Regions from separate parts of the Mus musculus genome. Here region 1 is linked to region 2. The links are chromatin loops, found by intact Hi-C in ENCODE. Cell type or tissue: gastrocnemius. All regions are shown on one strand.

Evidence for each region. A loop is a pair of places that touch in the nucleus more often than their neighbours do. Peaks named below come from ENCODE experiments on the same cell type or tissue, not always from the same donor. Only the 100,000 strongest peaks of a DNase experiment are listed, where the experiment ranks them.
Region 1: it touches region 2 in a loop (4-fold over the local background); 15 of 42 quality-filtered maps call a loop at or near these places.

What each region holds. Positions count from the first base shown.
Region 1 is chr4:33,016,146-33,021,145 of GRCm38, reverse strand. Rragd (Ras-related GTP binding D) reads right to left here. Exons shown (of 7, transcript NM_027491.2): 7 at 1-2,499. The coding sequence ends at 2,348. Among named protein-coding and RNA genes, the nearest start is that of 4933421O10Rik, 13 kb to the left of the region's middle. In gastrocnemius, a CTCF peak has its summit at 2,566 (motif pointing right); a DNase peak (open chromatin) is centred at 2,570; H3K27ac peaks cover 1,785 bases.
Region 2 is chr4:33,117,246-33,122,245 of GRCm38, reverse strand. No RefSeq gene overlaps it. Among named protein-coding and RNA genes, the nearest start is that of Gabrr1, 13 kb to the left of the region's middle. In gastrocnemius, a CTCF peak has its summit at 2,932 (motif pointing right); DNase peaks (open chromatin) are centred at 2,925 and 3,596.

The DNA of each region.
Region 1 (5,000 bases), 100 kb after region 2:
TATTTTGAAACTACAGTCTTATTAAAAACTTAATTCTTTGTCTATTCAAAGAGAAATTCTTTGTTTAAAAAAAAAAAAAAACTATTAAGAAAGGATGCTGGGGATACTAGATTGGTAGAGTGCTTGCCTTCACATGCACAAAGCTCTGGGTCCAGTTCTCAGCACTGTTCAAGCCAAGCACGGTGTTGCATTCCTATAATCCTAGCACTTAGGGAAAGTCGAGGCTGAGCGGTCAGAAACTGGAGAGCATCCTTAGCTACCTGGCAAGTCTGAGGCCAGCCTGAGTTACCTCTGAGCCCCACTCAAAAAGAGAAAACTATGCTTTTTCTCACTCTCTAGTGTCTTTGTGTGGGTGCACAGTGGTGTTAGACTCTTAAAAGTGGCCAACCACCATCCACTCTGTTGGCAGAGGCCGTCGGGGAATAGTCCTGAAGATTAGAACTCCAGGCTCCTACCATCTCATTCAAGTCTCTTCATAGAAATCATAAGGAAGGAGCCATGGTTCCATGATGACTAGAAATCTCCTTAATAATGTGCAGACTACTGGGAGGCTCAATCTTACATTTCAATCATCGTCTCCAGTTTTAGTTACCAGCTCCAAAAGTGTAAGACCTGGCCAGACATGGTGGTGTTCACCTTTGATCACTTGGGGAAGCAGAGGCAGGTGAATCTCTGAGTTCAAGGACAGTCCGGTCTACATAGTGAGTTCCAGGACAGCCAGGGCTACATAGAGATACGCTGTCTCAAATAATAAAGAATTTGGGGAAAAGGAAGCAAGAAGATGGGAAGAAGATGCGTAAAAGAAGTGAGCTTCAGGAGCAAGCTGCTTTAGACACAAAGCTAGAACCAGCTTTGACATCCCTAAGGGACTCTGCTTTAAAAAGAACCTTTGCTAATGCCATGCACGCCTGACAGTACTAACCCTTAGAATGGTTTGAAATAGGGCTAGATTTAGGACTCTTAGTTCCCTACCTATCTATAAAAGCACACACATAGTTAACTGACTAACATACGTCTCTAGGCCTCCTTTTTTTCCCACCGGCCACAGGCTTTCTGTGTCTTCTGTCTTGCAGAGCAAGCTGGTGGCAAGCTGATCTTGGTAGGAACAGGCAAAGGACATGAGGTATGTTGTTACAGATGAAAGAACGAGTCAGGTAACAAATGGAGCCACCAAGGACTAAACTCCTGTGGTCATGGAGCATTAAAACCTGGTCCTGAACAAGGTCTCTGAACATAGCGCATCAACACACCATTCCCAGGAGGTGAACACACACAAGCACACGTGCATCTCTTATCTGAGTGACCTCTGCCTACATCTGGGAACCCTCTTGGCTTGTGTGTTTTAGACCCCTCGGCAGGTACAGTATTGCTTCTACGGTTTCCCCCCCACACAAATCAATGCTATCTGTTCCAATCTCCTCAGACGACATCCATATTTCTCTACACTGGTTGGCATCATTTTAGAAATCTGGTCCCAAAGGTTCACAAGATACTGCACCAAAAAGAAATCACCCGTCTGCACAAGGTGACTGCAAAGGTGTGTTGAGGTAAAGAGTTTCATAAAGACTGGGCGAGTCGGAAGGCAATGCCATAGGGCACAAATGTGTGGGTAAGCTTGGTAATAGTATTTCCTACAAAATTCCTGTTTTGTTTTGGGGGGGGCATTTGTTTGGTTGGTTTTGAGACAGGGTTTCTCTGTGTAGCCCTCGCTGTCCTGGAACTCACTCTGTCGATCAGGCTGACCTCAAACTCACAGAGATCCATCTGCTGGGATTAAAGGCATGCACCACCACTGTCCAGCTACAACATTCCTATTACACTTCCTATAAATAGAGACGTTCTTATTGCTCTGGCCTGGAGCTTCCAGCCCTGACCTGTTGCTGCTCCACTGAAAAACGATTTCCCCTTTGACAACTGGCAGCAAAGAGTCCCAAATTTACAAAAAAAGTCTCTAGCAATATAATGGATCAATTTCCGATTGCCATATGGACTGTAGAGTATGCGTGTCCTTGTCATCAAGTACAGAAAAGAGTTTAGAAAAGTCATCTTATCAAAGTTCACCTCAATGAGGAAAAAAAACATGAAAATATGCAAAATATGTACAGTTCCTGGCAGTCCTCACAGGGGGTTTTCTATCAACATAAAAGTTTACACTTACGTAGTGACAGTACAGTGGCTCTCACTGTTATTGTACAGGTTTTTGCTTCAAAGTGCTCATTTTATTTTAAAGAGTAAGGTTTTTTTTTTTCCCTTAACACATACGAGTCAGGGCCCCAGCCCTCCTGTAGTGCAGTATAGTTTAACAGCCTCCTCACTGAGGTCTGGACTCAGGCTCCTGACAGTTCCCCTACAGCAGCACTCTAGGGGTCCCATTGGGAGTAGCTCCTGTCTTCTTGGGTAGCCGACTCTGGGCCTTTCGAGATTTCACCATCTTCATCCTCACCTCGAAGACTTCATGGATGGCCTTCCGGAAGCAGTGGAAATTATAGTCAATCAGCCCTGCAGAGGAAGACAAAGGCTCTTAATGCAAGAAACAATCTCTGTCGTTCGCAGCATCCATCACCAGTAGGGGGCAGCAAAGGACCAACCAGCACCTAACAGGCCCAGGCTGCAGGGATAGCAGATAGTCATGTGAGGTAGGTGTGCCCTGTAGAGTGTTCCAGAAACTTCCAGAGTATTTCCAAAAAGAAATCACCCATCTGCACAAGGTGACTGCAAAGGTGTGTTGAGGTAAAGAGTTTCATAAAGATTGGGCGAGTCAGAAGGCATTGCCATAGGGCACAAATGTGTGGGTAAGCTTGGTAATAGTATTTCCTACAAAATTCCTGTTTTGTTTTGGGGGGCATTTGTTTGGTTAGTTGTTTGGTTGGTTTTGAGACAGGGTTTCTCAAAATGATCCATGGCTCAAAATGATCTGAAAAACCACTGAAATGCACTTACTTAATTATTCAGATTAAAGGCTAATGGTAATTTATGATAAACCAAGAACTGTCAAGATGGCTCAGCTGGTGTGTCTGCTATGGAAGTCTGATGACCTAAATTCCATCCTGACACACACACCCAAAAAAGGGCTGTCTTCATAAGCCTGACAACCTAAATTCCCCAGAATCTAGATAGGAGTTCAAGGCTAGGTAGTGAGACCCTGCCTCAAAAATAATTAAATAAATAAGGTAGAAAAAAACAGAAAGACATCCAAAAACATGAACACACATTAAACATGAACTGAGGGATTAGATGTTGGTGGCACATGCCTTTAATCCCAGCACTGGGAAGGCTGAGGCAGGCAGATCTTTGAGGCCAGCCTGGTCTACAGCCAAGGCTATCCAGAGAAACGCTGTCTCAAAAAAGCATTCAACAACAACAAAACACACACACACACAGAGACAACAAAACAACAACAGAAACACAAGATGAAACTTTAAAATGTGCCCACTTCGCCACATTTCTTAGTCATAGCACCAAATTAAACTCAACAACTAGTTCACTTACTACTATATTCTACAAAACCCGCCTGTCATCTGAGAGTGTGTTTCAGGAAAAACTTAACCAAAGATCTACATGATCAGTTTCTACCTAAACTTAGTTCCACACAGTCAGATGTTAAAATTAATACTAAAGGTCAAAGAAGCAACCAGATTTGTGCGGAGCATTTAATTTTAGAAACTCTGTAGTGGAAAACCTAGCAGTGCTTTAATGAAGGGAGGCTTTTAATGAAGGGAGGCTAAGCTTCCCTTGGAAACAGACACAGCACTCAGGGTCTGAGCTGGGAGGACAAGGTGGCGTTTCTATGTAGGACTCTTTCCAGTGTGCACAAGTTCATTCCACCCAGACGTCTCAGACCGAATGCAAAGGGAAACTGGGTGGACACTTGGGGATTATTTACTATTTTAGCAACTTTTTTCCAGGTGATTGTAAAATTCGTTCAAAATAAACAAGTTCCCTAGATTAGCTCTGATGATCCTAAACGTTAGACCCTGCTGCCAACTGAGGATGCAAATCTGTGTGGCCCTTGTTCTCCTTCACTTCCAAAAATCTACAGGAAATACCAACCAACAAAAAAAATGTGGGAAGGATTAATAATGTGAATGCGTGCATACACACTGAGCTCTACAGAGAGGAGCCTCAGTAGCCATCTGTAGATCACAATTTAGTTACATCGCTCCCTCCCTTTCCTCCCTCCACACCCCTCCCCAATCTCCGTCCAATCCATGGCTCTTTTTTTTTACTAATTCTTATTCCATGTATATATGCATATGTTCCTAAACATGGCCTGCCCAGTCCATATAATGCTACCTGTATGCACATATTCAGGGCTGACTGCTTGGCACTGGACAACCTCCCCTGGTCCCTAGCTAGACATCTTTACCCCTACCTGAACTAGTGCTGTCAGTTTGTGACAAAGGAACTTATATTTTTCAGGTCTGAGTAAAATCATCTGTATAATGAGAGAATAAAACAAAATACAGCCCTGTTTGCCTTCCTTTGTTGACAGGGGATGCTCAGTACTGGGGATTGAACCTGCGGCATAATGCATGAGAGGCAAGCCTCTACAACTGTGTACTGGCCCAGCCCTGCTGTCTATCTTCCCAAAGGAAGCCCACAATTGTCCCTTTCATTCAAGAAGATGGAAATAATGGATGAAAGATGAACACTCCTAAAGGTTTTGAGGACAAGTGATACAGAAGTCAGTTTAGTCATCAGAAAATGCAGACTCACAAGGAGGCTAGAAATGCAAATTTAAATGAAAACTAACTTTTTAAAACAGTAAAATTCAATATTGATAAGAATATAGCAAAAAAAGAAAAGAAAAAGAAAAAAGGAATAAAGAAAGAAAAAGAAAAAAAGAGGCGGGGCTGGAGAGATAGTTCAGTGGCTAAAAACACTGACTGTTCTTCCAGAGGTCCTGAGTTCAATTCCCAGCAACTACATGGTGGCTCACAACCATCTGTAATGGGATCTGATGCCCTCTTCTGAAGACAGCTACAGTGTGATCATATAAA
Region 2 (5,000 bases):
CAACCGTTCAGCTACAGAAACCGAGGCAGCAGATGTGACGCCTCCAGATGGCAGTGTGAGCTCAGCGTGGTTGGAGAGTCGCAGTGCCCTGCTGATATCAAGGATGAGCGACAAGGGGAGATGTTCTCAGACTGAATGCAACAGAATATTTAAGACAATGCAACACACCTCCGAGGAGTGTGAGCATGAAGAGATTTTTGGATGCTAGATTAGGAAATGTTTTTCTAGGGCTTAGTAGATGAGTCCATTGCTGCAGTGCCTGCGGCACAAGCTTAAGACCCTGAATTTGAGCGTCCTGGTTACACAGAAAGCCTAGGCCTGGGTATATAACCTTGGCACCGGGGAAACAACGTGGACAAGTGGATTCCTAGAGCTCACTAGCCAGTTTAGCCATTCCAGGTTCAATGGGATACCCAATTTTAAAAAGGTGCAGAGTCACCAAAGAAAGTATTAGCCTTAACCTCTGGCCTCCACAGGCACCTGCACACCCCCTACACACATACCTTGTCATTCAGGACCTCCTCCAAGTGACTGGCACCATTTTCTGGAATTCTGCTGGGCCGGCTGGCAAAAGATTATCATAGTTGGGCAACTGACTGCTTACCTTCCCTCTTAAGTCCCTTTCCTGAGTATCCGGCCATCCTTCCTAGTCAGCTGGATGTAATTCTGCCCTAATTGCACATGCCTTGAGGTCTTGGGGAGGACAGAAATACTAATGTAACCTGTACTCTTCTGCCGTAATTGAGTGGCAGACACAGTGACAAATAAGGGAAAGATTTGACAGAATAGGATATGCCTGACTCTCAGAAGAGAGAGGAGAGGGAAGCTACTTAAGAGAGAGAGAAAAGAAGGAAGAAGGCAGTTTTACTGGGACAGACAGGTTATAGAGAAAGAACATGCTAGACACAGGTGAAGATAGAATAAGCCAGAGAATGAGAAGGAGCCAGAAGATTAGAACAAATTGCCAGAGTTAATATGAAGCCAAGCAGAGCAACTCAGTGAGAAGCTGAGAGAAGCCAGACTGAATCAGTCAGCTTGAAGATGCGTCTACATGAAGGACAGGCTCATAGCATCTGCGGAGATTTTATAATAAGGCCTCTTCTTCCACCAGGAGGCTCCCCTCCCAGAAATGAGAGGAGAGAGGCTTGTTATAGAACCCTTTCTGTGTTGGGCCCTGGCTGTTTTCTGCAATTACAAGAGCTCAGAAGGCTTTTGTTTTTGAGCCTCTCTACTGAGTCATATGGTCCACCAACTCACGCTGATATGTCATGGAAGGAGACAAAGTTATCACACAGCAGAGATGCCTGAACACCCATATGTATTGCGGCACTATCCACAGTAGCCACACGACACCAAGAGGTTCTAGTGGAATCAGGCATGTGGAATTCCATACGCAGTCAGCTTAAACTCCCATCAGTGCATCACAACTGGATAGCCTGGCACACAACTACACACATGCACACATATAGTAACTCAGCCATAAGTAAGAATGAAACCACGTGGTTTTCAGGAAAGGGGGTGGAACTAGAGATCAAGTTGAGCGAAATGAGACAAACTCAGAAGGACAATTGCCACGTGATAAGGAATCTAGATTTTAAAAAGAAAACATGAAAGTGTGAGAGAGATTTTAGGAAGAGCAAGAGAGCCAGGAGATGGGGGCAAGGGTGATGGAGCAGGAATATGATCAAAACGTGTTATGAATGTGTAGGAAAGTCACAATGAAACCCCTTATTTTAGGTGGATCCTCCGCTGGGCATGGCTGCTTGGGGAGGCAGAATGTGGAAAGTTTGACCAAGCTTACCCGACCCTGGGCTGTAGGGAAGCGCGGAGACGCCCTCCTGGGGCAGGAAAGCACAGTCTGAGATGCTGGAAAGTCTGAGTTGGTTCAGGGGTCTCCAGGCCTGCGATGAGGCCAGGGTCATGGGATTCTCAGACTCTTGGACATCCAGGTGCCTCTGGGAGTGGCAGACAAGAATGGAGTCAGGGTTTGAGGCCTGGGGACAACGTCTAGCCTGGGGCTGAAGAGATGGCTCAGTGATTAAGAGCACTGGCTGCTTTTCCAGAGGTCCTGAGTTCAATTCCCAGCAACCACATGGTGGCTCACAACCATCTGTAATGGGATCTGATGCCCTCTACTGATGTGTCTGCAGAGAGCAACAGTGTACACATATAAAATAAATCAGTCAGTGAAAGATTCTTCTGAGCCCTGGGTAAATACGTTTCTGTAAATAAGTCAGACCACTTTCCCCATTGTTCATCCTTGTCCCAAACATTTAAAGCTACTGTACAACACTGCTCTAAGGTGGCATCATTGAACATAATCTGCTGAGTTAATTCTTTACCCAGCACACTAACCTTCACCTAGCAACTGATTCCTGGCAATGTTAATGCCTCTCGAGTCCTATTGCATTGCTCCATAGCTCTTCTCTCCACCGTATCAACCATTGTAGTTGAGGGCCAGGTCGTAAGATGGCTGACATGAAATCTTTCCAATCTTTTGGAATTATACCATTTTGCATGGGCCAGTTATTAAGCATCTGTTTCACATAAGGTGATTGTATGCCATAAGCTACCATTGCCTCTTTAAATCTTTTTAGATCTAGCATCTCTATGGGCTTCTATCCAAAATCTTCACAGCCTTGTATGTTTCTCTCACCTGGAGCTGTCTTATTGTAGTTGAAAGAGAAAGAAAAAAGAAAGAAAGAAAGAAAGAAAGAAAGAAAGAAAGAAAGAAAGAGAAAGAAGAGAAGAGAAGAGAAGAGAAGAGAAGAGAAGAGAAGAGAAGAGAAGAGAAGAGAAGAGAAGAGAAGAGAAGAGAAGAGAAGAGAAGAGAAGAGAAGAGAAGAGAAGAGAAGAGAAAAAAGAAAAAAATCGTTGTTGGTCTTCTAATGGGACTAGACTGCCACCCTGAAATATCACCACTAGGTGGCAGCATAGGCTTTCGATTGGATTTCTCAGACCTAGCAAGACAATTCTTTTTCTGATTTGAAAAATCCTCTAATTTCTGTTTTATTGCTTTTAATCTAGCATTCCATCTCTCAGTTCTTTCCTTATTTAATTCTACTTTACTTTTATCTTTCTTAGAACGGACATAAAAAACTGCAATTATTACCAAACACATAATTAGATCTATGTTTATAATTAAAACAAACCTATACAGGGTCCAAACACCCTCTGACAGTGTTTTCCATTTATTTTTAACTCCTTCCCTACTCTTCCTTCAGAGACTTCACTTTATTATATTTAAACTTAGTATTTCTTTCTTTGACGGTCTATAGTTTCCTATTTTCAGTGTTTATGCACACTTACAAAATATTTCCAATTACTTCTCTTTTACCACTTTCAATCTTTGATAATTATTTCTGTACTTAAGTTTCTTTAAACTCTGTCCTCTGCAAATTGCCCGTTCCGAACATGCATTACTGATTCTGAGATCTTCAGCCTTTGTTTCTTTCTAGAAAGGTGCAGCTCCAGGTACGGGGCTCAGGGATGTGTTAGGTCCTGCCTGGGAGCCTGTGGTCTCCACCCACTGCACTTGCAGCAGCAGCTGGCCGGAGAAACTGCAGCGGCCAGGTGACCTATGCCCACCTGAGGCGCCAGCAACCGGCCAGACCAGAAGGGGCAGTTGCCTGAGCTGCACCATCTCCTTCTCTTGGTCTCTCCTAGGCTTTTGCAGTCGCCATGGCTCCACACTCTTGTGCCTGGATTCTCTCGTCTGGCTCCTGTGTCTGGAACTCGTGGCCTAAGCCTGAATCGAGTGCCTAAGTTTGGATTTTGTGCCCCACATTGGTGTGCTAAATATTGCGGTGTTTTCACGGACCTACTTACCTTTTAAATAAGTCAGAAGAGTTCTAGATAGTTTAAATCTTCAGGCCTTGCTGGGACAGAGTCGCAGCTAGCTTTTAACTTAACCTGACTTCCCGGCACTGTGTCCCCATCACAGGCCATCTCTTCACTTCCCTGATCCATCCCACTCTCCCGTCTGTTTCCTTCTAGTTTCCTGCCTCTGCCTGCCCAGAAGTTCTGCCCATTCTTTCTGCCCCAGCTATTGGCTGTCAGATCTTTATTATGACTAGTCAACCATAAGACAAGGCCGGGTCCATCTCTTGGGATTGCCTTTAGGCAGTGAGGGCTGTTTGACCTTCATCTTTGGGGTAGGTGTGGAAGAACAAGCATTTACAAATAGAAAACCCAGTAATGGGCCAAAGAAATGACAATACCAAAGCCCTGCCAGCACTTAGCTCTCAGCCAGTACAGAATTAACAACTGAAAATACAGAGACACATCTTAAAACAATGTGAAGAAAGGTCACTCCAACCTGTGCTGGTTTATTTCTTTGTTTGAGGGTGAGGCAGGGTCTCACTTGTAACCCTGGCTGTACTCACTGGCTGGGGACTCATGTGTAGACTAGGCTAGAGAGATGGCTCACCAGTTAAGAGTAACTACTGCTACAACTCTTTCAGGTGACCCAGGTTCAGTTCCTAGCACTTACGTGGTGGCGCACACAACTGCCTGTAACTCCAGTTCCAGAGGATGAACCAGGCTGACCTCATAACCACAGAGACCCACCCACCTCGGCATCCCAAGTGCCCAGATTAAAGGTATTGAGAGGACAATATAAGCCCCATTTGTCCCCATTTAAAGACCCCATTTTCTCCCATTTTGAGTACCAGACCTGATTTCAAAAAAGGCCTTAAGGCACCAACTTCAGGAATAGACCGTGAGTCCCAGAAACTAGGTCATAAGACACCAGCTCTAAAAACCGACCACAAAATCCAGAACAAGATCATAAAATCCTCTCCAAAGAACAGCCTGGGGACAACCACAAAAACAGGGAAATATCTTATCTCCAAGTGGGTCATCTGCGCTGGACAGCCCTACGTCATCACATGATTGCACGCTCATGACATAGGAATGTAGACCACTTATCACCTGTGACCCCCTAGCACCCACCAGTCGAAAGTTCAGATTACCTAATCCTTCTAGAGGGTTCCCCCAAT